Linked DNA regions of Mus musculus: region 1 is linked to region 2. A link is a loop called in an ENCODE intact Hi-C map of the cell type or tissue named here. Cell type or tissue: left cerebral cortex. All regions are shown on one strand. Each heading gives the region's core, and the rest is flanking DNA. Links, peaks and the distances in the headings are about the cores only. Region 1 has its middle 160 kb from the start of 2810405F15Rik. Region 2 overlaps Gm13990 (a long non-coding RNA gene).

Region 1 (11,174 bases), core at 1,563-9,562, 600 kb after region 2:
GTCCTTGTACAAACTTCTGAACATTATGCAATATAGACTCTGACTCATCCCAACAAGCCCATGGGTAGACAATTAATTTTCTCTCTTGCCCTGATTTGCTTTCTGCTTGTGTGATAAACACAGTGACCAAAGGCAACTGGGGTAGAAAAGGGTTTATTATGTGTTACAAGTTAATCTTTCTTTGAGCAAAATCAGTTCAGAAACTCCAGCAAAGCAGGAACTTGAAGTAGTACTTACAGAGGAAGGCTACTTACTGTCTTCTTTCCTGGTTCATGTTCAGATAGCTTCCACATACAGCCCAGCCCCCACCCCACCCCCCCTGACTAAGGATGGCATCAGCTACATTCTTCTATACCAATTAGAAATCATGAAAATGCCTCTATAGATATGCCCATGGGCTAATTTGATGGAGGCAGTTTTTGAAGTGAGACTCTTTCTTCTCGGGTGTACCAAGTTAACAATAAATATAAACTGTTATATCTCTAGAAGAGACAGAAAGAAAATTTAAAAGGTTGCGTGATTTTTTTAAGGTCACTGCTCATGTGGGTAACACTAACATGAGACCCAGGGTATCTGACATTCTAGCTAAGGTCCTCAGGTAATGGGTACACAGTATTCCACCAGAGGACTCAGTAGAACTTGATAGTTCTCTAGACTGTGGAGAGACATAGGTTTCTCCAATGTTGAGAAATGAGGAATGTCTTTTCACTGTGAAAGATGAAAACTTGTATTCCACAACTTCAAAAACATAACTCAATGCAATAAAATACCACTTTCTAATGACTCTACATGAAGCTTATTTCAATTAAACATATTCTGTTTAAATCTTTACAGGGCCAACAAATATCATAGAACCTTTAATTTTTTCATCAAAATTGTTTCTTTATTTTTTAATAAAAGATAGAAAATTGAAAACATACCTAGACAGTCATACAAATGGTCTATGTTGTATTTGTTGCTGGATAGGCTAACACAGAAACAGTGTGTACACTTCTCTGGGTATGCCATGAATTTATGGTGTCACATACATTACAATTATTGATTCACATAAGTATTACAATTTCTGTACCAGTGTAACAGATTTTAGCTTGAAAGGACCATAAACTGAGATGTTCACTGTAGTTTAGAGCTGGCAGCTGGTGGGAAGATAAATTTGAAGCCAGAAGAGAGAGTAGGCAGGAGGCTCCTGCTGTTTCCAAAGAGGGTGTCCCTGGGTGATACATCTGCTGTGGGAACATCAAAACACACTTCATCATGGGATCCTCCACACAGACTTAATACTCATTTATTTGACTTTAAGTTTACTTGGCAAAGTAAAAAGAGACAAAGTGTTTTATTTCTATTATTTAAAAATGTGTCAAGATCCTACTTAATGTTGACTTACATGAAACACAAAGTAATAGCCCTCAAAATGTCTTTGTTAAAATATTCAAATATGTCATGGTGCTGCCTTACATGATAAAAGAGATTTTTAAAGTATTATTAAATTAGGTCTTAAATCCAGCATGGTAGCACACACCTTTAATCCCAGCATTTCGCAGGCAGAAGCAGAAGGGTCTCTAGTAAGTTGGAGGGCAGCCTGGTCTATATTATAAGTTTCAGACCAGCCAGATCCACAAAGTAAAACCTGGTCTGAAAATAAATAAGTATTTAAAAGTAAATTAAGAATTTTGAAATGGAAAGTTTTCCTTAGTGGTGTGAATGGACATAATATCTTGACATCATCCTTGTCAGTGGACAACAGGAAAGTCTTCACAGTGTGAGGGGTGTAATTAGCTCTCAGAGTTACAGCAATGCAAAATAAGGGAGACTCAGAAGGATAAGTATTGCCAATTTCATTTCTGGATGCTAAATTTTAGATAGGCCAATGACAGATGATTAGATACATACATACATACATACATACATACATACATACATACACACACACACACATACATGATAGATAAATACATAGATGATTGATAGATAGATAGATAGATAGATAGATAGATAGATAGATAGATAGATAGATGGATGGATGGATGGATGGATGGATGGATGGATGGATGGATAGATAGATAGATAGATAGATAGATAGATAGATAGATAGATAGATAGATAGATAGATAGATAGATAGATGTTAGATAGAACATGAAAGCAGGAGGCAGAGAGAGACTGGGAAGGAAAGAAATCAATTAGAGGAAGAAAGAGGTAACAAAAAGAAAACAGAGTGTGTGTGAATTAATATATAGTTCAAGTATATGTATACATGAAATAAGCTATCTTTATGAAGCTCTGAAGAATAAATAATAAAAAAATAAGAACAAGAGTTCCTGTATCTGTGTAGGAGTTAGATCATGCTGTACTTGTGCTTGTATCTACTCACTACACTAAATATAAAGATTTCCCTTCAATCTATGTCTTTACATAGAGCAGAACCTCTTCCTTTGAGAGCCAAACTTTATCTCACTGTGTATATCCACACATACTTTTAACTCATGGACCAGTTTGTAAAATTAGTTTGCTTCTATTTTATTTCCTTTGATAGTATGTTTTCTGGATCATAATTTCGTCTACAATAGGTCATCAACAGCAGAAAGGGTTCTCATTTCTCTGTGTTTGCCTGTATTTTTCATATTTAGTTTATTTGAAAATAGCAATTTTATTGGAGTGGGGTCATATTTTACTAAATTTTTATTTATATTTCAAACACACACACACACACATACACATAGCTAATGATACATAGAATCAATAAGAAAAGTTAAGAAGGCTTCCTTCTAGAATATCTGGAATAAGATGAAACGTCCCACTCTCACCTCTTTTATTTAGCATAGATCTGGAAGTTGTAGTCAGAGCTTAGACAAGAAAGAGAAATAGAGGCCATCAATTACCTTACCGTACATGTAGAAAAATTCTAATACCTCCAGCAAGAAAACGTTAAAACTGACTAACATGAATTGGAGAAAGGACAATCTTTTCAGCAAGTGATGCTGAGAAAATCTAGTCTGAATATGCAGATGAAGCTAGATGCCTGTTCCTCACCCCTATATAGTAAACTAATTTGTTGATTTTAGGAGATAGACTGTCCTTGTGTAGATGGTACTTACATTGTATCTGTGATTCTCCTGTGTTAGCTTTCCAAGTTCTGGAATTACACGCATATACTACCATGAGTTTACTGAATTCTCTCTCTCTCTCTCCTTTATCAGAAAACAGAATACAGAGACAAAGGGAGCATATGTGTTTGTCATGAATGCTTTTCATCTCATATTTTAAACATGCCAAATGGGGGTACAAACTTTTGTTGGTACATATTATTTTTATTTCTTATGTGAAAATCCTCCCATGATGGTAGGAACTTCCTGGGTCTCTGCAATATCATTTTCCATATGTCATTGTGTGCTCTGTATCTTGTGGGTGATCTGTGACTATTTCCTGTCCATGTGCTTCAAGTCTCTCTTTAAGAGAATGTCATGCCTGGCTCTACCGGGATGTTATACAAGAAACAGAGTTCAGAAGCAGTTCTTGCCCTACTAGCTTAGGGAATTTGTGATAACTAACAAGAACTTCACTTCTGTGTAATACATAATTCAAGGTCATTATTCTGTTGGTTTTTTTTATTACATATTTTCCTCAATTACATTTCCAATGCTATCCCAAAAGTCCCCCATACCCTCCCCCCCACTCCCCTACCCACCCATTCCCACTTTTTGGCCCTGGTGTTCCCCTGTACTGGGGCATATAAAGTTTGCCTGTCCAATGGGCCTCTCTTTCCAGTAATGGCCTACTAGGCCATCTTTTGATACATATGCAGCTAGAGTCAAGAGCTCTGGGGTACTGGTTAGTTCATATTGTTGTTCCACCTATAGGGTTGCAGATCTCTTTAGCTCCTTGGATACTTTCTCTAGCTCCTCCATTGGGGGCCTGTGGGTTTTTTTTTAAGTGAACCCTTTTGTGCCCTTAGTCAACGTAGTTGCTTCAAATAGAATATTGTCACACCCATCTCAAGTCCTTTCTAGCTCCTCACCTCTTAAATATCCTACATTTTTAGTTCTCTTCCTGAAGAGGGTGGTGAAAGTCCAGCCTCCAGAAAACTATCTTCCATCTCTCATTTCTCATTCCTAGACTTGCTTCCATATTGCATCAAATGACTAAATAGTCACATTTGTTTGACTCTTCATTTGTTTGTGTTTTAAGGGTGTGTCACTCTAGCCCATGGTGCCCTGGAACTACGTACCCAGGCTGGTCTTCAAATCAAGGCAATCTTCCTACATCAGCCTCCCAAATGCTGATTGTGGGTGCAAGCCACAAAGCCTTCTATTTATTTTTATAAATAGAAATGTATGTGCACTTGTATGTGTGTATGTGCACGTGAGTATGCACATTTGTGTGTGTAAGCATGTGTATATATATTTATTCCACTATTGCAATAGATTTAAGTGGAAAACAGTGAAAAAGGGTTTAAATCATGCTCAGTGTGTATTTGATACATAATTTACCTACTTTTTCTATGAATTCTGACTCCATTGATACCAATGGAAGAGACAATTTCTCCTGTTGAAGAATCAGACCTCTTATGCTTTGTGCTTCTGATATTAAATGTATTTTTCTACTTTGTTTTCCCTTTGTTATATATGTACATGTCTTCTTGTTACTACTAAAATATAATTTTGAGTACTCCATAGTTCTTAACCCTAGTCATCACAGTGAACATTCAGTTTTATTTAAGTTATTGCTCATTTTTAAGCTTGATAAATATTTTATCATCAAAAAGAATTATAAGCACCAAGCTAAGGATTTAATAATTAATATTGGTGGTCAATTCTTTCTAGTGTGACAAATCACAGTCTTATATTTCATTGAAAACAATAGTTAAAATTATCAAAGTACTTTTTGATTGGGCAAATATCATGCACACCATTTTTCTCACCAACCAATATATGTTCTTATTTAATGTACTAAGATAGGAATAAGTGCTTACATTCTAAATCTGTGTCTTGAAATATGCTAGCATAAAAAAAAAAAACCTGCAAATGTCAAGCTGGAAAAAATAAGATGGGACTAGTTGGTTGTCTCATGAAAACAATTAGTCAACTTCTCATGTGTGCCTGTTAGGTGGGGGAATCTAACTTTAACTAGGTGCCACCCACAATTTCAAGAAGAAATGTGCACATAATTCTACCAAACTCACTACAGTACCAAAAGAAAGTGAAATCCAGTCTGCTGTAGTTCAGAAGTAGTTCTTCAGAAGGTTAAAGTATTTTCATGGGCATAATTCTTCCTGATCGTTACTCTAATGTTCTAATAAAGTCAGAGGGAAAAATAACAGCTGCAGTTTTTAGTTTCAAAACTTTCATCTGAGAGTAATTAGGTGAGATGTGCTCCACCCAAGGAGGAGCTCAGGGTCCTTACCAAGTTACTGAGAAATCTGCCTAATGGTGTCCGAATACCATCAATCCCTCTGTCCAAAGGAATATAAATATATAGATATTTATAAATATTAGAGGATAGAAACATGTACTTCATTCATGAATGTTCTACATATAAAAATATTTAGCAGCCAATATTTACTTTAGTATTATCCTACCCATAGCTAAGTCTGTCTTTATTCTAAGGGATGGCTTTTCACATTCCCCCTTCTGTTTTATCACATGTCTCCTTCAGAAAAAAAAATGTAATATACATATGTGGCTGTAATAGCAACTCTGGTAAATGGCAAGATTATCTACAAGTCAATGCTGAACTCAAATAAAATAAATGTAAATTATTTATATTAGAAAATGTGTCATCAATGAACTAACGCAATAATGGTTGATTTGTTAAGTGATACTGTTATAGGAAAACAAGAAGTAATTAAAAATTTGAATTAGTCACATGTAACACCTGGGAAAATATCAACTTCTTATTTACGTAATTCTGTTTTGACAGATGAATCTGTATTTCATCTTTATTATGTTTTAATATTTTGAGAAGTAATTTGCATTCACAGAATGAATGAATTCATACTCTCACACATTACAAGCCTCACATGTCACTGAATCTTACTAATGGAGCACAATGTGCACTCAGTCTACAGCTCACTCTAGGGCCCTTGTCAAGTCCCCCATCTCGTTCATAACCATTTGTAAATTGGTTTCACTCATCCTTTGGATGAGTGCAATATATAGTGTAGATTATTAGATGTCTGCATTCTTGTACTCAACATTTTAAAAGGATTTTTAACATGTTGCTGTGTGTAATTATGGCGTTTCATTACAATTTCCAAATAGAATTCTACTGTGTGAATATATCATACTACTTTTATTCATTTTAAGCATCCAGATCATTCTTATTTTAAGACATGACAAATAAAATCATTGTGAAAATTCGTTTAATCTTTGTGAATACGTGTATGAGATTCTGCTGGTTATGATGCCCTGGAGATTCTTTTTCTACTCTGACTTTGAACATTCAAATATTGGTCACTGCTGTGGTCAATGGACAGATATAATTTTAACTGAATAAAAGTAAATTGTCTAGTTAAGAAGGATATATAAGAGAAGGTAAATCAAACTATGAACATATTACCAGACAGAAACACAAAAATAACTCATTCTTTTGTTCAAGTATCCACCTTCTCCATTACCATAAAATTACTCTTGTGAAATATGTATTATCATTCCCATGGTATTTTTAAACAATATAATACATAACATATATATGTCATATATATTAAATTCTTGCAGTCATAAAATATCTTTTATACTCTTTAGAGCATGCCTTTTCAGTAAATAGTTTTGTGGGGTTTTGTTTGTATTTTTGTTTTTTGGGGGGGTTGTTTGGTTGGTTGATTGGTTGGTTTTTTTTTTTTTTTTTTTTTTTTTTTTTGGTTTTTCGAGACAGGGTTTCTCTGTGTAGCCCTGGCTGTCCTAGACCTCACTTTGCAGACCAGGCTGGCCTCGAACTTAGAAATCCACCTGCCTCTGCCTCCCAACTGCTGGGATTAAAGGCATGCACCACCACCACCCGGTTAATAGTTTTTATAATATTCATTCATTTAATTTGTTTATTGGGTTTTTTTTTAAGTAAAACAATAAATGAGAAAGAGATTAATGGGTAGTGTATGGGTCAAGATTCAGTCAGAAAACTTAGAGTGGTGTAGCATGGGTGAGAGGAATTTCTTTGGGGATTTGGCTGGATGTGGGTCTGAGAGCTGAATCTGTTCTCTGAAACTGTTTTGCTTGTATCTGATGCTGGAGATAGAGGCAGGACATGGGAAAGGAAAATGGATTTTGAGTAAGTGAAGCAACTGTAACTATAATTCACACACATGATGTGGGACTTACAAGGGCAGCCTGAGACCAGTGTCAGTTCTCATAGCTCCTTTCTCTGGTAACCATGAGTTTCCTGCTGAGAGTGGGTGGGTCTTTACCACACCTGCCAGAGCAGCCTGAGAAGCTGATAGAAGTCTCAGGAAGGGCAGACCTCTTATCAGTGACAGCCATCATGGCAGACAGATCTGACTGCTGCTTCACCACCACCATTTTATTCTGGTCTTGTGTCAGCATCTAAGACTAACTGGAAGCATTCAAAGAAGGACAATCTAGAAGATACAGTTTTGCCTTGGTATCTAGAAGCATTGCAAAGATTGCAAAGGCAGAAACAAAAAATAAAAATGGGCAGATGCCATTTAAAAAGGGAGGAGGTGGTGGAGTGAGGAGTAGAGAAGGAGAAAGAGGAAGAGGAAGAAGAGGAAAAGGAAGGAAAAGGAGGAAGAGGAAGCAGAAGAAAAGGAGAAGGAGAGGAAGGAAGAAGAGGAAGAGGAGGAGGAGGAAAAGGAAGAGACGAAAGAATAGGAAGAGGAAGGAGAAAGAAGAAGAAGAAGAAGAAGAAGAAGAAGAAGAAGAAGAAGAAGAAGAAGAAGAAGAAGAAGAAGAAGAAGAAGAAGAAGAAGAAGAATTCTGATATTCTGATAGTAGCACTAACATTTCGAAGAAATAATCAACCTGTTCCCTTGAACAGGAGTCTGGATTTCTTCTTCCCAGCTTTGTGAACATAATTCACCCATTCCTATTCTGTTTCAGTTCCTGCTACTTCTAGGCACTAAGTCCTGAGTAGGTAATCTGTTTTCTGCCTTCCTTTTTTTTCCTCTTTAGTTTTGCTTTTAGAAGTAAAATTCATAAACAATGAATTTATGAAATTCTTAGGCAAATGGATGGATCTAGAGAATATCATCCTGAATGAGGTAACCCAATCACAAAAGAATGCACATGACCTAATGGATGGATCATAGGGCTCCCAATGGAGGAGCTAGAGAAAGTAGCCAAGGAGCTAAAGGGATTTGCAACCCTATAGGTGGAACAACATTATGAACTAACCAGTACCCCGGAGCTCTTGACTCTAGCTGCATATATATCAAAAGATGGCCTAGTCGGCCATCACTGGAAAGAGAGGCCCATTGGACTTGCAAACTTTATATGCCCCAGTACAGGGGAACACCAGGGCCAAAAAGGGGGAGTGGGTGGGCAGGGGAGTGGGGGTGGGTGGATATGGGGGACTTTTGGTATAGCATTGGAAATGTAAATGAGTTAAATACCTAATAAAAAATGGAAAAAAAATAAAAAAAAAAAGAAAAGGTTTTAAGATTGAAAAAAAAAAAAAAAAGAATGCACATGATATTCACTCACTGATAAGCAGATACTAGCCCAGAAACAGCCTACCCAAGATACAATTTTCAAAACTCAAGAAGGAAGACCAATGAGTGGATACTTTGTTCCTTCTTAGAACTTTGAACAAAATACCCATGGAAGGAGTTACAGAGACAAAGTTTGGAGCTGAGATGGAAGAAAGGACCATCCAGAGACTGCACCTCCCAGAGATCCATTCCATATATCACCACCAAACCCAAACACTATTGCATATGCCAGCAAGATTTTGCTGAAAGGACCCTGATATAGCTGTCTCTTGTGAGGCTATGCCAGTGCCTGGGAAATACAGAAGTGGATGCTCACAGTCATCTATTGGATGGAACACAGGGCCCCTAATGAAGCTAGAGAAAGTACCCAAGGAGCTGAAGGGCTCTGCAACCCTATAGGAGGATCAACAATATGAACTAATCAGTACCCAACAGAACTGTGTCTCTAGCTGCATATGTAGCAGAGGATGGCCTAGTCGGCCATCAATGGGAGAAGAGGCCCTTGGTCTTGTGAAGATCATATTCTCCAGTACAGGGGAAAGCCAGGGCCAGGAAGTGGGAGTGGGTGGGTCGAGGAGCAGGGTGGGAGGAGGGTATAGGGGACTTTCGGGATAGCATTTGAAATGTAAATGAAGAAAATATCTAATAAGAAACCTTTTTAAAAAGTAAAATTCATATAGCATATAATTAGTTATTTCAAATAACAATCCAGTGACTGTTATAATAGTCACAGTACTGTGGATTCCACCTCAATCCATTTACAAAACAGCATTTTCTTCATCTCTAGAGAAAGAGAGAGTATCATTTCAGGTAGGCAAATGAACCATGACTGTCTTCACATTCCATTCCATAATGCTGAACAGTCTTTCTTTCTTTCTATGAATTTGCCCATTTCCATATAAAAGAAAGCACATAGCATGGCCTTTTTGTTTCTGGCCCCTTTAAGTTAGCAAAATTAGAGTTCATCCACATTGTAACATAAGTGAGTATTTCCTGCCTCACTGAGGCTGAGAGCACTGTTCTGTCATGTATATATTATAGTTGGTTTATTGATGCACCTACTAATGGGCACCTGATTGTTTCCATTTTCACTGTATGGTACAGTTGTTGGCTATTTTTATTTGACCATCATTTCTCTACAGTGAAATAGCCAGTACTTAAGCTATTAGGCATAAAGCTACTCAAAATACTCAAAATTCAGTTGTCTTCATGTCCCAGATTAGCTTTAACCTAAAGAGTCTGAGTTCTTCCCAGTGATAATTCAAGAGGAAGCCACAGTTGCAACTTCTAGGAAGTGCTTTGAAATGAGGAAATGGTACCCTTATCACTTCTTCTAGCCTATGACTGGGGAACTTCTTTGATCTAACTCTTTCTGCTTGTAGCCTAATCATTTGGTGGACATATTGTTTAGGTAATCTCACCCTGAGCCTGGAGATTTAAATGTAGTCTGTCTTTCAGGCTGATTCCAATCCTTGTCAAATCACCTGGGTTTGGTAAATCTCATTTTTCTTTAGTTATTATTGACCATATGGGATCAGTTAGAATTTACAAACAAGTTCACATCGATTATATGTGCACACTCTCTTCCTCATCGGCCCGATTACTTTGTCAGAGGTGAGTCTTCTAGAACAGAAGTCATCATTATCAGCACCATACTGACACTTCATTCTTTAATTTTTGGAAGTTAATTCATCAGTGATTCCTACAATCCATTTTGTTTCTATTCATATAATAAATGTTACAAAGTTTAAAGCTATGAAAGTAAAGATGTTTGCAGATAATCCATTATCCCAACCAATATTTAACATAGCTCTCCTGAAATAAATGATGTGGATGATTTAGGAGCCATACCCTCTTGTCTGTAAAGTCTTGTGTCTCGGGTGCTTCTTTTCAGATTAAAGTCGTGTAGCTAACAGATCATTAGACTGTGTCCTCGGGATACCTCAGAAATAAGCCTGACTCCCAGATGCAGGCTTCCAGGAGCTGTATCTGAAAATACCCTGCTCATGTAGTTCTGAACTAGGTACTTAGTGGAGCAGGGAGGAATTCAAAATTCTGGAGAGGAAACACAGAGACATAAGCAATTAACATCATTCAGTGAAAAAAAGGGACTGCCTGAGAAAGTGTCTCAGGGGGGTGTGATCCTCAAAATTAGATGAACTGTGACAGTTGGAGGTGAAGAGAAGATGCTACCATCAGGGGAGAGCAACTCGTGTTTTTGGGTGGCCAGGGTTTGAATGTCAATCAGTGAAGTCATGGAGATAGTGATGCTACTCAGAAATGTTGGTTTTGGGTACCAAAGATCTTTGACATAAGACTGGAAGAGGACACATGGTAGCTATGTCAAAAGATATTTGCCACTTCTCAAAAGTCCCTAAGGTGACTTAGACAAAGTTTTCTTCCATCCATCAGATGAAAGTATTAACTCCACTTCCCTGAGTACTTTTTTTTTTAATTGAGTCCTCCCTCACCACTGCTCAGAGCCTCTCCTCTCAGTCTTTGTATTATCTCTTC
Region 2 (11,174 bases), core at 2,178-10,177:
CTTCAACCCTCTATCAGGAATCACCAATAAAGTGTAAACTGCCAATACTACGTAATATGGCTATTTGGGTAGACCTCCCAGGCTGTGTGGTGTGCTCCCTCCACTCTATGATTTCAGAAACTCTCAGGAAAGACATGGCATAATGTCTGAAGACTGTGCCACACTTAAGAGATGTTACTGTGCGTTTGCAGCGCATCAGTAGCTGGAATCGTAAAACTGATAGCCAGGCATCACAATATTTAATTTAGGAATACCGCTCAAGATATGTTAAAGTGGCTCCAGGCTGCCTCTCGAAGGCAGCAGATAAACGACAATCTTGTATTTAGTTTTGTCTTAGTGGATTTTGAATTTGTTACCTGAACAGAAACCACTGCATAGCTCTTTGATGTGGTAGAAGGTTGAGGGTCACAACTGTGTATCTACTGCTAATTATTTATTCCTTAAGGCAGAAACCTAGCTGTCCTGGTTGGCTTTTGTCAACTGGTCACAAGTTGATCTGGGAAGAGGAATGTCAGTTGAGAAAAATGCCACAATCAGATTGACATGTGGATAAGTTTGTGGATCTCTCTCTCTCAGCAGATTCATATACACATTTATTAATTTCCCCAAAAAGTTTGCATTTCTTTTAATTAATTAATTATACATCTTGACCTCAGTTTCTCCTCCCTTCTTTCCTCCCAGCTCCACCTGCCCAACCTCTTCTACCTCCATTTTTCTTCAGGAAAGGGCAGGCCTCCTATGGATAAAACCATGCATGACGTATTGAATTGCAGTAAGACTAGGCACCCCCCTCTCCTATTGAGGCTAGACAAGGTAATCAGACAGAGGACAGGGTCCAAATGCAGACAGCAGAGTCCTAGACAAAGGTGGAGCATTTTCTTGATCAAAGATTGACATTGGAGGCCCCAGCCCACTTTGGAAAGTGGCACCCTTGGGTAGGTGGTCCCAGGTTGTATAGTATACAAGCCAAGCAAGCCGTGGAGTGCGGGCCAGTAAGCAGCATGAGGCATTCTCTGGTGCCTGCCTGAGTCCCTGCTCTGTCCCTCCATGACAGAGTATACTATGTACTAGGAAAATAAACTCTTTTCTCCCCAAGTTGCCTCTGGTCTTTGTGTTTATCATGGCAACCGAAACCTAATTAAGATGTAGCAAAAAGGGGTTTCAGCTTTGTCCTTGACGTTGAAAAGTGCATGCTACCCTATCCAATTCTTCTTGCCATTCTTAAAGTGGAGAGATCCTACCAAGGAAGCCTGAAAAGCTTACCAGCGAATCGGAACAAAACAGACGGAAAGAAGACGAGCAATCCTAAGACGATAGAGGAGGATATTTCAAATGACTTCTTTGGCATCTCATGTTCTTTCAGTCGCTATAGAGCCCTTGCCACAAGTAGGTCCTGTGGTGGGTTACAAAGAAGGTACATGAGACTGAACAAGAGTTCCGGAATAGCTAACCACAGCACGGGAAGGAATGAAGTCCACGCTAAATGCAGAGAGGAGAGAACAATAACTAGTGGCCACAACCTGCCCTTGGAGGCAGCTTCTAAGACAGAGCTTCATGTGCTTTCAGACGAAAGGCTATTAAAATCCAGTGTTCTGCTTGGGAGGCTTAAGAATGAGCCTTGTTGCCAACTGGGCATGAGAGATGTATAATGAAACTCATTTAATGAGGCTTTCAGAAAGCGGGAGTGCTTTGACTAGAGGCAACTTCCATTTGTCTGGTCATCGCTGTGGTTTGCTCTTAAGCAAAGGGCTTTGTTGTAAACACATTCCTTTTTTTTCCAAGAGGGCTCCACCTACAATAGAAGGAGCTTGCAGTTTGCTATGCTGACCAAAAGAGGGCACTTGGAGCTTTCTGATTTCTGTTGGAGGGCATTGGAGCAGGCGTTTGGCTGAGGTTTGTCCAGGTCCTTTCCAACTTCCATAGAGAAGTTAGGTGCAGTTAAACAGGGCTTGGATGTAGTCCTCTCTGGTCTTTTCTAACTAAAGACTTGTGTTCACATTGGTATGTGTGGACCTAATATTAGCAAATTCTTATTTTTGTTTCCTGGTGGATTTGTTTAAAATCAATATTTTAATGTGAAGAGGAGCTGCTGTTTTGATGGACAAAGAAAAACTCAGCAGAGAAAGGAATGATATTTATGCTCACCCTGAAAATGTACCCCTGTGAGACCCTTTGCCAAAACTCGGCTCTGCTGTGATTTGTTTGGACGTTTGACTGGGAGAGGATTTTCTCTTTCCTTTGGTTCCCATCAATGTCCCTTTCCTGTCTCTTAGTTGAGGATGTTGTATTGTTTTGAAGTCTATGGACTGTGGCAGCTCGTATAAAGTTCCGAAGATAGGGCCATTAAGCTTTAAAGTGACATCCTGGAGGTTGGTTTGTGGGACTTGTATAAACATGACTGACCAGCACCAAGTGATTGCAAGGATTAGGCTTACTATTTTGTTTTGCCTTTAAGGGCAATCCTGCGTAGGGGCCAGGAAGGACTAGGAGAGATCTGAGGTAAGATCAAGGACTCCCTAAGAATTGCTACTAATCCTGTAAAGACAAAACAATGAAGTGGCCAGTCTGGTGAAAGCTAGGCTGTGGGAGCTTTAGCCTCCAACCAAATTGAGTTGTGCGATGATCTGTGAGCTCTGCTTTTCTGCCTCTTAGTCATCTTCCAGTTACACATCCAAAACAGAACTGGTCTTTCAGCCTTTTCTAATGGCATTTTGTCTCATTCATCTTAGTCCCCCGTGCTAAGCACAGCCTCTGACACACAGCCATAGTCTCTCAAACATCGGTTTAATGAATGAAAGAAGTAAAAAGTGAGCAATTTTCTGAGGAACTGCCAGACTGATTTCCAGAGTGGTTGTACAAGCTTGCAATCCCACCAACAATAGAAAATTGGACATAGTACTACCGGAGGATCCCGCAATACCTCTCCTGGGCATATATCCAGAAGATGTCCCAACCGGTAAGAAGAACACATGCTCCACTATGTTCATAGCAGCCTTGTTTATAATAGCCAGAAGCTGGAAAGAACCCAGATGCCCCTCAACAGAGGAATGGATACAGAAAATGTGGTACATTTACACAATGGAATACTACTCAGCTATTAAAAAAATGAATTTATGAAATTCCTAGGCAAATGGATGGACCTGGAGGGTATCATCCTGAGTGAAGTAACCCAATCACAAAGGAACTTGCACAATATGTACTCACTGATAAGTGGATATTAGCCCAGAAACTTAGGATACCCAAGATATAAGATACAAATTGCCAAACGCATGAAATTCAAGAAGAACGAAGTGTGGACACTTTACCCTTTCTTAGAAATGGGAACAAAACACCCATAGAAGGAGTTACAGAGACAAAATTTGGAGCTGTGACGAAAGGATGGACCATCTAGTGACTGCCATATGCAGGGATCCATCCCATAATCAGCTTCCAAATGCTGACACCATTGCATACACTAGCAAGATTTCGCTGAAAGGACCCAGTTATAGCTCTCTCTTGTGAGACTATGCCGGGGCCTAGCAAACACAGAAGTGGATGATCACAGTCAGCTATTGGATGGGTCACACGGCCCCTAATGGAGGAGCTAGAGAAATTACCCAAGGAGCTATAGGGAACTGCAACCCTATAGGTGGAACAACAATATGAACTAACCAGTACCCGGGAGCTCTTGTCTTTAGCTGCATATGTATCAAAAGATGGCCTAGTCGGCCATCACTGCAAAGAGAGGCCCATTGGACTTGCAAACTTTATATGCCCCAGTACAGGGGAACGCCAGGGCCAAAAAGGGGGAGTGGGTGGGTAGGGGATTGGGGGTGGGTGGGTATGGGGGACCTTTGGGATAGCATTGAAAATGTAAATGAGGAAAATACCTAATTTAAAAAGAATAAATAAATCTAAAAAAAAAAAAAAGTGAGCAATGCTGTTTGAAAAGAAAGAACACTTTAGTAGCTGACACTTTATTGACTCACATTTCTGATAATATAATGATAACAATGCCTAACATATATAGAATGCTTATGAAACTCAGTGTATATTCTCATAGTTTTGTCCTCAGATCTGTAATTGAGGAAACAGGGCTTCACCAACCTAAAATGGAATTTTAAGGTTAGATATTACCAGGGGACCCTATAATTTGATCCTCAGTGTGAATAGTTTTGAGAGTAAATGCAAGCATCATTTAGTATGCCAGATCAACGGCACAAATAAGACTTTGCTGGGAAAGTCAGTGTATGACTATACTGCCAATAACTGACAAAGAGCGTCTAGTTCTTCTGACTCTGTGTTCATTGTACTGCAGTGTCTCATAGGATAAGTAGACTTTCTGTTTCTTCCATTGTTAAGGACCCTCCAAGAAAACATACAATTCTCAACATACACATATCAAACTCAGGAGCATCCAATCCCGTAAAAACAAATATTAATAGAGAGTAAGCCACAGATTAACCCAATACAGTAATTGTGGGTGGTTTAAAGACTCCACTTTCCCCAATGGGCATACCATCTAGACAAAACAAACAAGCAAACAAACAAATAAAATAACAAACAAACAAACAAACAAAAATCAAAGAAATATCAGAGTGAAGTGGTTATTATTAACCAAGAGGCCCTGGGAAGCATCTACAGAATATATATTCCACTCTACAGTTACAGAATGCACATTCTTTTCAGTTTCCCATGAAAGTGTCTCTAAAATGGACCACATACTAGAACACAAAGCAAACCTCAACAAATTTACGAAAACTGAAATTACTACATGTATTCTTCCTGACCACACTAGAATGAAGCTTGGGTTCACAGAAGAAAAAAAAAAAAGCCACAACATAAACAAGCTCACTGAGATCAAATAAAACTCTAGTGAATGAAGAATGTCTCATAAACAAACTCACTGAGATCAAACAAAACTCTAGTGAATGAAGAATGTCTCATTGAAGAAATCAAGAAGGAAATAACAACTGCTAGAGTTAAATGAAAATGAAGACACAACATGCACAAATCTCTTGGAAACAATGATGGCAGTCCCAAGAGGCAAAATTATACCTCTAAGTGCCTACACTAAATAATAAGAAAGACCACAAACAAATAACTTAATGGTGTCCCCCAAGATTTTGGAAAAACAAAAACAAAGTCTAAAAGCTGTAGATTGGAAGAAATAATCAAAACCAAAGCAGAGCTCAATGAAGTGGAAGCCAACTTTAAAAACTAATACAAAGAATCAATAGTTTGTTCTTTGAAAAGATAGTTAACCAGAAGAAAGGCAGACAGCCCAAATTAACAAGATTAGAGACAAATAAGAGACATCACAACAGATAACAAGGAAATTCAGAAAAATCATAAGGCTATACTTTGAAAACTTGTATTCCACTTAGTTGGGTTCTTAAGAGATTGTGGGTTTTTAAGGAGATAGAATGTTAAAGTAGCCATGAAGGCCTGTTGAGAAAAAAATTCTTTCTTGTCAAGAGAATAAATCTCTGTTCTGGGTGTAGTCCTAACATTCTAGTTAGGGCCACACCAATTTTTCTGAGCAAGAAACCACCCCTTGGAAGATGATCACACCTGAAATCATACTATGAGATAGATAGAATAATTAATTATTCATACTAGGGGCATAACTCATGATTATTGAGCTAATTTCCATACTTAATGTAATCCCAGTCAAAAGTTTCATGCTGTTCTTTACAGAAACACAAGAAACAACCTTAAAGTTTATATGGAAGTATAAACGACACTGTGTAGTCAAGGGAATCCTGAGCAAAGGGCGTAATGCTGGAAGCATTACCACACCCAATCTAAAGTTATACTATAGGGCTATAGTAATAAGAACAGCATGCCACTGGCACAAAAGAAGACATGTAAATCATTGTATTTAATTCCATGAAATTACTGTCACCTGATTTTTTGTGAAAGATGCAGAAAACACATAGAGGGGATAACATATTAAACAAAAGGTACTGGGAAAACTGGATATCTACATGCCAAAGAACAAACTTAGATTGCTCAACAACAATCAACCTCAAATGAATTAAAGACCTCAACGTTAAGCTTTAGACTCTGATATGGCATATGGGGTACGATTCAAGACACAGGAGTAGGACATCCTGTGTAGAAACTTGGGTTTCTTGAGGCCATCTGAGACCTAAGAAACCAAAACTCTGTAAAGCAAAGAAAACAGTAAACCTAATGAGGAGACACCCTTCAGAATGGGAGAAAGTCTTTATCAGCTTTAACACCAAACAGAGAATTAACTTTTAGAATGTAGATAGAACTAAAAAACACAGCATAAAGACAAAAATGAACCCAATTAAAAATGGGCTATTGAGCAAAATAGAGATTCTTGGAAGAAGAAATTCAAATGGCTAGTAAACACTTAAAAAAATGTTCAATATTCATCACCATCAGGGAAATGTGAATTAAAATCACTTTCAGTTTTCTATCTTACACCAACTATCATCAAGAAATAAACAGACAACAAGTGCTCCTGAGGCTGTGGGCAAAGAACAACTCTGATTCACCATTGGTGGGAGTGTAAACTGGTGCGGCCTCTATGGAAATCAGTGTGGAGGTTCCTAAAAAAAAATCTCAGAATAGAACTCCCCATATGAGCCAGCTATACCACCTGTCTCAGTTACTTTTCAAATATTGTAATAAGACTCTGTGATCAAGACAACTTATAAAAGAAAGTGTTTAATTTGGGTGCTTATAGTTTCAGAGGGTTAGAGTCCATGCCCATCATGGTGGGCAGTGTGGCAGCATACAGGCAGACATGGTGATGGGGCAATAGCTGAGAGACACAGAGAGATAACTGAAAATAGGAAGACTTTTGAAACCAACAGGTCCCTTCCTAACAGTCCCATCAATTGGGACCACAAATTCAGATATGTGAGCCTCTGGGTACCATTCTCATTCAACATTGCTCCTGGGCATATACCCAAAGGACTCCATATCCTACCATAAGGTATTTGTTCATTTATTCTCATTACTACTCTATTCACAACACTTAAGAAGGGATCATCCTAGATGTCCCTCAACTAGTGACTGGTGATGGCAATATGGTTCATATTCATGATGTAATTTTATTCAGCTATAAAGAAAAATGAGTTGCATAAATTTGGAATTAAATAAATGAAATTGGAAAACAAAATAGACTGAATGAGGTAATCCAGGCTCAGAAGCAAAGTACCATATGTTCTATCTCATATATGGATACTGGTTAAACTTTGAGATTTGTGCTTTTAACTTAGTGTACCCATGGAATCCAGGAAACCAGAAAGGGCCTGCTGGGGTTGGGGTGGGGAAATACCTGGAGGGAGAAAAGATAACAGAATCAAGGCTATTTGAAAATAGGGGAACACTGAGGAGGAAAGGGTCAAGTAACAGTGAGGATTGGGAATAGGGTAGATGGGTGAGGGAACTGTGGGGAGAGTTAACTAAACAAAACGGCTCTGAAAAAGCCACATGGAAATCTACTTCTCTGAAAGCCAATTCAAAGTATAAGCTAAAGGACTGGAGAGATGGCTGAGTAGTTCTTTTGTTCTTGCACAAACTCTCAGTTAAGTTCCTTGAATGAATGTCAGGTGAGTCATAACAGTCATAACACACACACACACACACACACACACACACACACACACACACACACACACACACATTCTCAAAAATAAATGTAAATCTCACAAAAAGAAAATATGTTAAAAAAAAAAGACAAAGAATTAGAAGAGAGATGTCCTGTAGGGCTGGGATGACTCTGCTCCTTTAAAACCCATGAGTTATTAAACAAATTTCCTCTTTATGAGTTGTTGCTCAGAGAAGCTCCAAAGGCTCCAAAACAACACTGTTCCTTCTTTCCTCTTGATCATCTTCTAGAACGAGTAGCTAGGACTCTACCCCACATACTTTTGTTACAAGATATAGAGAAATCACGCTGGAACTGAGATGGAAACTTCTTTCCAGCTGCCTAATTTTCACAGTGTTAAAGGTGCTCTACAGGTTATTGGAAGAGAAAAGCTATCAACTCACTTACCTGGCTGTGAACCCTGTGAACTACAGTACCAATCTACATCCACTGGTGTAGTAATGGAAGGAGTTTGATGGTGGTAACCAGCCGTTCTCTCTGATAGGCTTTGAACCCTCTCTACAAGTGGGAATTCGTACATGCTATAGTAAATCTAGCCAAAAACTCATGGCAAGGGGTCTTAGGCCTGCAGAGGAACTTCCTAGACATTTAGCTAAAGAGACACAGCACCAAATGGCTTTTTAAATATTTATGTTTATACTCATAAACAAATGTTACTATTCTCAGCCTTAACGGGAGATGTTTCCGTTTGCAATAAACTGGGCGGTTTTAAAGACTCATGGTTGCCCGGTGTGCTGACTGTAAGTGACAGCTGCATGCTCAGCTCCAAATAGGACACCATATTACCGCCTCGAAGACACACAGGGAACATTATGGAAGACGGGGCAGAAAGAATATAGGAGTCGAAAGATGAGGAGGACGCGGAAGTGCACAGCCACAGCAATCAAGATCTCACCACAGAGGCTGCAGCTTCTAGTACAAAGGGTGCTGCCATCAGCCAATCATAGACCAGGGCCGTCTCAGAGGGACACACCCCACCCTGACTATTTGATAATGGAGGAGACTGAGACTGAGAGAGAGAGAGAGAGAGAGAGAGAGAGAGAGAGAGAGAGAGAGAGAGAGAGAGAGAGGCAGTTACTATTTTCACTTGTGTAACCACAGGTGAGTCTCTCAGGCTCCAGTGAAGAGTTTGAAACCTGTGGTCACACAGATGGCCCAGGGGAAACTCAGTGAATCACAGGACAAGAATGTGAGAAACAGACTTCTAAGGAGGAGGTAGTGATGCAGGTGAGGGTGGGGTAGGGGAAGATGCGGGTAGAAGTAACCCGAGTCCGTTATGTACAAGTATTATATTGCCAAGTAAGAAAATTAATAAAAGTTATGAAAAATAGTTAGGAGACTAAACATTGGAAGATTCCCATCTCACTAAGACGTCAGCGCTATTTGGCATGCCTTTTCTTCAATCAATATTTTCTTATCACACACTAGGTGGGAATCATCTTGTTGAAATACTAGCTCTGCTTTGAAGGAAATGACAATACAAACTACAGGAGCCTGTGTGATAGCAACTCCACACTATAGAAATCTTCCCAGTGATTACTACATAGTTTTGATTTTGTTTTGTTTTTATATTACCAAAAATATTCACTTAAAATTCACATTACATTTTCTGACTATCAATGGTGCTGTTTTATTAATATTGTCATATTATAATTCAACAGGAGCGGAGGCCCTTGGTCCTGTGAATGCTCAATGCCCTAGCATAGGGGAATGCTAGGGTAGTGAGGCAGGAGTGGGTGGGTGGGTGGGGGAGCACCCTCATAGAAGCAGGGGGATGGGGGATAAAATAGGAGGTTTGCAGAGGGGAAGCTGGGAAGGGGGGGTAACATTTGAAATGTAAATAAATAAAATAACCAATAAAAATAATATTATGTTTAATTTTTTATTTAATTTTCTCAGTTTATATAAACCCCTCTCTAAGCTCAGGGAAGGCGCAGTTAGCCTTTTGCTCAGTGCCTGAATCTTGTAGCCCTTTAGAAGCATCAGTGTCTGGGTTTGTGAGACCCTCTCTGGCCATTGGATAGCTTTATTTGTTGAGCCCCTGGTTGGCTAGAAACAGTATCATGGAATGTTTATTTTAAGCCACCTGGCTGGGTGACTATGGGGCTTACTAGAGGTTGTATACTTCTGTGCCCTTACACATTGGTTTAAGAAGCCACCAGCTAGTCACTGTAAGGTGGAAAAAGAAGAAAATGATGTAGCAAGTCTCCTAGGTATTGGCTCTTCTCCTAGGTAGCTTCAGTTGTCAATGTGTCAGTCCAGACTTATCTGAGGGAGTCTCAGTTAGGAGATGGCCTGTAGGTGTGTCTATGAGGCATTTTCTTGATTGCCAATTGATGAAGGAGGGCACCACCCACTGTGGGTGGTACCATCCCCAGGCAGGGCATCCTGGGTTATTTAAGAGAACGAGCTGAACAAGAGCTAGAGAGGGAGCTTGTAAGCAGTGTTCCTCCATGGGACACTTTAAGTGTTTTTTAAAGCTTTAAGCTCTTACCTTGTTTTCATTTTATGATGGCGAAATAAACCCTTTCCTCTAACAGTTGCTTTTTGGTCATGATTCTTTTTTCCTTTACAGCAACAGAAAGAACTCTAGGGCAGCCAGCAGTACTCTCTGTCCTCTCATATATACCCTCTGGTAAGAGAGAAAGCTTCCAGGGTCTATCCCTACTGTCACAGAGCTGAACAAAGGGTGCACAGATCCTTATGCACATCTTACATCCCAATAAACCAACCTTTTATAAGTCAAGAATGTCCTAAGTTGAAAATGCATTTAATATGATGAACCTAGCTGAATAGACAGCTCATTCACACAGCTCATCCACACAGAGCCCTGTGGAGTACCAGTTGTTTACCCTGTGATTGCTTGGTTGACCGGAAGCTGCAGTGTGCAGCCTCTACTTCCTGAAAGAAGATGGGCATATCTTGCTTACCAGGGAAGAGACCAAAGTTTACTTCAAAGTGTGGCTTCTGCAGAATGCCCACAACTCCTGCACTGTTGTAAAGCTGAGAAAAAAATCACCAATCAAAATGTTGCTAAGTAAGGATTGCCTATCTGTGCCTAGAAGGGGCAATAGTCAATTAGTGGTATGGTAACTATAATTTATTATTTAAATAATAAAGGATAATGGACAGCTATTAGTATCTTTTACTGACTCAATAGATATCGACTGGCCCTGTACCATTTTGAAAGAAATTAGAGCTATAGAAACTCCTATGTAGAAGTTGAGCATTGTTGGGAACCTGGGAGTGGGGAAGATGGAGTCAGTGAAGAACCCTATGGGTTGGATGAGTCTGAACACACAGTAGGTGCTAGAGGTATGAGGGAGATGAGCTCACTGTACAGGATGTGAACAGCACAGGGGAGGAGGTGCGGCAGGAGCGTTTGAACAGAGTTTGAATGGAAGTCAGATTTATCCTGTTATCCAATCTTACACATTTGGGATTATGTCCTCCAAGAACAGGCACTTTATTTTCTTCTGTCCCCACCTTCAGGAGCAAGATTACACCATGGACTGTGCTGTATAAATACTAGAGAGCCCACTGT

The links. Peaks named below come from ENCODE experiments on the same cell type or tissue, not always from the same donor. Only the 100,000 strongest peaks of a DNase experiment are listed, where the experiment ranks them.
Region 1: a loop joins it to region 2, with 4 times the contacts of the local background. A loop is called at or near these places in 2 of 42 quality-filtered maps.

The regions. Positions count from the first base shown.
Region 1 is chr2:116,226,918-116,238,091 of GRCm38, reverse strand. No RefSeq gene overlaps it. Among named protein-coding and RNA genes, the nearest start is that of 2810405F15Rik, 160 kb to the right of the region's middle. In left cerebral cortex, for the core only: no CTCF peak of the experiment used is centred there; a DNase peak (open chromatin) is centred at 5,095.
Region 2 is chr2:116,829,382-116,840,555 of GRCm38, reverse strand. The region is part of intron 3 of Gm13990 (a long non-coding RNA gene); the gene reads left to right. Among named protein-coding and RNA genes, the nearest start is that of Gm13990, 44 kb to the left of the region's middle. In left cerebral cortex, for the core only: no CTCF peak of the experiment used is centred there; a DNase peak (open chromatin) is centred at 6,569.